2 separate regions of the Mus musculus genome follow, and region 2 is linked to region 1. A link is a contact called in ENCODE POLR2A ChIA-PET data. All regions are on one chromosome and are shown on one strand. Each heading gives the region's core, a stretch centred on a gene start or an enhancer-like site at or near the end of the contact. The rest is flanking DNA. Distances are from core to core; before and after follow the strand shown.

Region 1 (3,199 bases), core at 203-2,702:
TTGTAAATCTGTAAAGGGAACAAAAATATTCCTTCTAAACCCTTTGTGGCTTATAGGCTACTTCCATCGAATCAGAGAGAACTGCACTTAATTCAAAACTCAGGACTGGAGCCAAACTGTGGTCAACTGACTGCAGGATGCCAACTTTTTTAGTGGACTAAAGACAAAGGCAAGAAAAACAATGTGGGTCTGGGTGTCTAATCATAAGACTCTGAGACTTACTGGATAGGAAACGTCTTAGCCTCATCAGGCAGAGCCTTACTTAAAATTAACGGAGATGCCCACAAGCACCCTTGTGGCCCAACACAACTTTCTGGCTTTTTTTGAATTACTGCTGATTATGCTGAAAGGTTTGAGTTGAAAGCCCGAACTTAGGGGACACACAAAGATGAGAGGTAAAGTTTATGGGGAAATAATCTGTCCGTATATTCAACAGACTTAAACCCGACTTCAGGTTACAAACATCGTTCCTTAAATTAGAGGTCTCTGATCTTTTACAGAACAAATCCCCAGTCTGAGACTGACGACAAGGAAGGAGGGGCACGCATTCTACCACCGTTCCGATGTTCAGTGTTCAAATCCTTCTAGTGAGGAAACAGGGATAAGGTGCTTCCCTTTCCACGTCGCATCTAGGAGCCGGGGGCACGGAAAAGAAGCAAGTCCTTAGAGGAGTCGGAGACGGCGCTGCGAATAAAGCCAGCTCGTCCCTCCCGCGCCCCGGCATGGCTGCCGGAGCCTGTTGCCTTTCCAGGCTCCGATCCCCCCCCCCCCCAAAGGCGGGAAGAGGATCCCCCAGGACCCTCGGAGGCTATGTCCGTGGCCGCTGCCAGCGACAACACCGCGTCCCGCACCTTCCGACCCGCTAGGCGCGCTTGGGGGGAGGGGGGGGGCAGCCGCAGGCCCGAGCTCCAGGCCCCGCATCCCGCGCCCCGCCAGCGGCCCATCCCGAGCACAGCGGGGCGCAGCCCTGGACACCCAGCCTCGTCCCGGGGCGCCGGCTGCTCGCGCCCGGGCTCCCCGCGGGGCGCCTCACCTGCTTGCCCCGGTAGAACAGGCGCTGGCACTCGGGCCTTACATCGAAGAGCGCCCAGACCCGCTCGCGCAGCTCCTCGATGGTGGCTTTGCGAGAAACGTCCTCGATGGTGCGCGTCTGGGAGCCGTCGATGGTGCGGACCTGGATCCACATCGCGGCGGCACGGGGACAGGGGACCAAGCCCCTTTGTCTGGCCCTGCGCTCGGGCCGCCGCGCCGCGCCCCGCCCGGTCCCCGCCGCCTCCCCGGGAGGATCCGGTTCTCTGCGGCGGCGACTCGGCGAACGCGGGTGCGGGCGAGGACTGACGCTCTTAGACCGCGCGACCGCCCGCCCGCCCCTCCTCGGTGGAAGGAAACCGGAACCCGCCCGAGGTGCGAGCGCAGCCCGCGCCTCACAAATAGGAAGGAGCCATGGCTCGGCGGCGCGCACTGTTTACTTATAGAGATGCAGCTCCCACATGGAGGTCACGGCGCCAACCCGGATCTCGCGAGATCCACGCGGGGCTCCGCCCCACGCACAGCCTGGGGGGCGCTAATATGGGAGGGGGCGGGGCCTCCAGAGCCGTTACTCGGAGGAGGGCGGGGTTGGGCAGGCTCGCCGAGGCCAGCTCGCCCTGTGCCCTCGTTGTCGTTGGTCACCTCGCAGTCTCCTGAGGCCTAGACTCCATGGTCTCAAAAACGCACGAACAATAGCTAGCCGTGCTGCGCGCTGGCGTGAGCAAGAAATGGGGATGCAGCCTACGTTCCCGAGACTTCACACCAGGGTGTGCGCCCGCCACGCGGCCTCTCCCGGGGCGCGTCGGCTTGATGGACGTGCTTCCCGCCGAGGAAACCCGCTTCCGGGAGGCCCCAGGGCAGAGGCCTCGCACCCACGTTTCCCGACCGGAGAGCCGGAGCGGGAGCTGGACCTGACCGAGTGGGCCTTCTGCGCTAAGGGCGCCTTTAGCCGCAGGGATCCTGGCTTTGCAGGACTGTACACCTCCGATCCAAAAATCCGGAGATCCCAGGGCGGGATACGGCCCCCACACTCAGGGGACCCATCCAAAAATGGAAGACTTAAGAGAGAAAGCAAAGCAAACGCATTATCTTACATTCACCGGTATCCGTAATGTCAGTACTAATCATTCCCATGAGGATAAGAGGCACAACTTTGTAACAACCAAATTGATTAGTCAAGATGGCCTAAATGGAAATACAGGAAGAGTGAAATGTGCGTCAGCTCGAGATATGAATATATATATATATACCTAGAGCCTCTAAGTTACCTCGACAGCTTCCTAGTTAACTAAAACATTTAGTTGATAAGGCAACAGATACATCTGAGAACATCTAATCTGACCCATGAAGGGATCAACTATTTGTTGTTACAAGGATATGCTAGGGTCTCGGGCTGTTATTCGTGGTGCACTGCCAACGGTGTGCTGCAGTCTGAAGCCTTGAGTCTTGGGCTCACGGGTTGGGACGCGCGAGAATTGCAGTCTTTCTGTTTAACTGTGATCTTGAACAAACTGCTTCAATTTCCTCCAGGTAAAATAGTGCTCATAAACACCGAGGGAATGTTAGCTTCCTTGCCACTCCCTTAGTAGCACACAAGAAGGTATTTTAGAGCTTTTGTTATTAAGAGAATTTAGATAAACTGGGAATATTCAAAGAAGATAGGGTGCTTAAGCAAAGACTGGGAGTGCATTTTCACACATCAGAAGACACTACACTTCTGAGAGAGGTTGACTAAATAATGAAGGGCAAGTGTGAACATTAGCATTCAAAGACTTTTGTAGGCCTCCCGGGGAAACCTGGGCTTTTTGAAATGTGCATTGATGTGTTTAAGTATTTAGAATGACAATAGAACAGAGTGCGGAAGGAGGCCTTAGGGAAAAAAGCAAGCTGTGGGAAGGTGAGAGAGGCTGAAATTTAGCCAAGAGCCAACTGTTGTCCATTTTGGAAAAATTAGAGATAGTGAGAAGAATAAATTGTTGAGTGTTCTAGGAAACCCAGCTCCTGAAAGTTGTAGAATTTGTGAATGTGAAAAGGGAAGAAAATGGAATGAGTTCCATTTGAGTTGTGTGGCATTTGAAATATATCTCAAATGTGCCTACAGTGGAGATGCCTGGTAGTTGAAAAGAACTGTCTAAGAGAGTGAAGGGAAGAAGGAGTTTCTGAGAGGAGG
Region 2 (3,199 bases), core at 215-2,714, 140 kb before region 1:
GTACTGCAGAATGCAGCTTACCTCAGTAGAATATGCTGTTCCCAATAATCATGTACATTCCAAACTACTAAAAATGTCCTCATTCTGATGTTTATATAGAAGACCAAATAAAGTTATGAAGTCAGCTTGTGTGGAAATTTGGCAATCCAACACTGGGTCTAAATGATTCCCTAAATATGTGCTTCCTGTAGCAATAGAAATGAAGGGATTCTTTCAGAACATTGGAGTCGTCTCCTCTTCTGACCTGTCATTTTAACCTACAAACTCATCACAGTAGTTAGCCCTCCCTACAAGTCCTTCCACTGGAAGGTCTTAACTTAGCAACTATTTGGTCTAGCAAAGACCTGCCTGCAACAGACACAGTAGTCGCCCCTGAAAGTTTAGGCAACACTGTTTCTTGTGTCTTTCCCAAGACCCAGTTTCTCTTTGCCTTCAACTCTAAGGTCATCGTTAAGGATGTGTATAAAGGTCAGATAGGCGGGTCCCAGGTTCCTGTCCTTGGGGGTCAGCTTCCTGGAGATGCTTTTGCTTTCATTACAGTATCTGTTTAGGTTTACTCAGGAAATAAAAATATAGCCAATATACCAACAGCATACTCATGCATTCCACGTAAAGGAAGACTGAATTTCAGGAATGGGTGCATATCAAACCAGTACAGAGAAGACGAAGGAGACATACAAAGGAGGGAGGGAGAAGACAGGTGCTGGGGTGTAGCTTGGTGCTAGTTGGGAGATCGGGGGTTTGGTTCCCATCGCATCATATCTCAAAAAAAGTGGGGTCAGGGGGATGGCTCAGTGATTGAGAGCACTTGCTACTCTTATGGTTGGGCTATCAGCACCCACATAAAAGCTCACAACAGCCTGTAACACCATTTGCAGGGAATCTGATGTCCACTTCTAACTTCTGCAAGCATTCGGCATGTATGTGATACACAGACAGACATTTCACCCAACACACAAATCAATAAAAAATAATATTAAATCTTTATTAAAAGATTAAAGCATAAGATATTTTAGGGGCTGTGCTCTTTGTCCAGATTTCATAACTATGAAAGAACCTTCCTTTGCCCATAGTGGTTTTCATGAGATGTGACCCTAAAGTCAGTAAGTGGAGACCAGCTAACTATTGGAGTCTTCCTGTCTTCTGTCTCAGTGCATTGCTCCAGGAACTTCACGAATGTTAGGGCTGCCCCAATGGGCCCTACAACCCGGCCAGTGGGCCTATAGAGCATCCCGAACCCCTGTGTAAGAAGAGGGATTTGGGACCTTAAACTTCCAGCATCAGGCAGGGGACTCCACCCTGCTGCTGAAGAGGGGAAAGAAGTGGGAGGAGGTGGGAGACAAGGAGGAGAGAGAAAGGGAGGGCCCTGCCTCGCCCCCGCCCTGCAACCCATTCCCATTGGCTAAAGGTTTCCTGGCTCCATCCTACTGCCCGCCTTCGGGCGCCGCTTAAAGTGTGCGGAGCAGGTGCCTGCTGAGGCGGAGGAACTTTGCAAGAGTTAGTGCAGTTCGCTGTACCCATTCATTGCCCGCAGTGGTCGGGAAGGGGATCCAGGGACTGCGGCGGCCACTCCCGGGGCATTGGGGCCAGAGGAGGGCCGGAAAGCGCTGCTGACCCTCGTGGGCTGGGGAGGTGACGGCGTCCATGCAGCTGTGTGCCAGGGCATGGGGGCTGCGCCTGGGCCGCGGAGCCGGGGGCGGCCACCGCCTGGCTCGGGGCACCGGCTTGAGTTGGGCGCAGCGAAGCCGGGACAGCAGCGGCGGCGGTGGCGGTGGCGGTGGCGGGGACCGCGGCGCGGCTGGGGCCTCGCGCCTTCTGGAGCGCCTCCTGCCCAGACACGATGACTTCTCCCGGAGACACATCGGCCCCGGAGACAAAGACCGGAGGGAGATGCTGCAGGCGCTGGGGCTGGCGGTAAGGCCCTCCACCCTCCACCCTGCCGGAGCTCTGCCCGCTGGGCCTCCCGGCTCCCACCTTGCCTTCCTCCTCCGTCCCGGGCCCCAGCTTGAAAGCGAGCTCGCTCTTAATCGTGGTGCCTTCTCCTCTCTTAACTTTTACTCTGTTCTCGCTCTTCTAAAGTGCATTTAAAAAATATCCCCAACTCCAGACGAACCCTAACTTTGCAGGAAAAGAAGACTCCCTACTTAGAGTACATTAATCCGGTCAGCTCCAGTTGCAGCTCCCGAACCCGGAGTAGCGGATTTACCATCCGGCTCCATCATTTTTTTTTTTTTTCCTCCAAAAGATTTCTGCTTCCTGATGTTTCACTTTAAAAAGAACTCTTAATTAGACGATTTAAATGAAGTTCCTACCAGCCTTTGAAGATAAACTGAAGTGGCTCTCTTAACTCAGGCTCTTTGCTCTGACTGTCCTGTTCACCAGCTTGCGTTTTTAAATTTTAGAGCATTGATGAGCTCATCGAGAAGACGGTCCCCGCCAGCATCCGCTTGAAGAGACCCTTGAAAATGGAAGACCCTATTTGTAAGTGGCCGGGAGGACTCTCAGGGGTTCCGCTGCTCTGCCTTCTATAATCTCTGTCCGGCTTTGGGGTTGGATTGCTCAGTACTTGACAGGCCCTAAACCGCTGGGATTTTTCTTCCCTGAGGAAAACCTATGTAAGCCCCTTTCATGGTCTTTATCCCTGAGTTGCTGGCGAGGCACCTACAAGCTTTCCCAAAGAAGGCTTTGCAAAAGACACGTGTTGGATTAGAAGTCTCCACCTCATGCACGCCCACCGGAAGGGCTTTTTGTTCCTTTGAGCTGAGAAGGTAGTTATCTCAGTAGATCAGGTGAGACTTCCGAAAGGACAAAGGAAATCACCTGAGGTCCTGCAGCTAGAGAAGAGACTTATTTGGAAGGGGACTTAGACTTCTCAAAGTCACGAGAATTTCAAATTGTTCTGTCTCACATCGGTTTCCCCTCTCACCCTCACCCATCTAAAGGCAGCAGTGCTTTGCAAGCCTGAATATGTGGGGTTTTTGTTTGTTTGTTTGTTTGTTTTGTTTTTTCTGAAAAGCACACAAACTCGATTTGTGCTTGGTTAAGAAATCTCAGGCTAGTTATAGGCTTCCCTTTTTAATGATTATTTTGTTTTTAAAAGATTTTCTTGCATTTATATTTGTGCACCACGCGGGCTGTTGGGTCATCTAGAACTGGAGTTCCCCACAGTTAGGGAACTCCAAACCTGGGTCCTCTGCAA

Evidence for each region. ChIA-PET counts read pairs that join two places held with the same protein, here RNA polymerase II (POLR2A).
Region 2: POLR2A ChIA-PET joins it to region 1 with 15 read pairs in embryonic stem cell. The contact joins the promoter of Gldc here to the promoter of Uhrf2 in region 1. POLR2A ChIA-PET finds 5 or more read pairs at or near these places in 3 of 5 experiments (Patski and embryonic stem cell).

What each region holds. Positions count from the first base shown.
Region 1 is chr19:30,028,766-30,031,964 of GRCm38, reverse strand. It overlaps Uhrf2 (ubiquitin-like, containing PHD and RING finger domains 2), which reads right to left and starts at 1,452. Exons shown (of 16, transcript NM_144873.2): 1 at 1,034-1,452. The coding sequence starts at 1,186.
Region 2 is chr19:30,173,706-30,176,904 of GRCm38, reverse strand. It overlaps Gldc (glycine decarboxylase), which reads left to right and starts at 1,464. Exons shown (of 25, transcript NM_138595.2): 1 at 1,464-1,914; 2 at 2,403-2,481. The coding sequence starts at 1,645.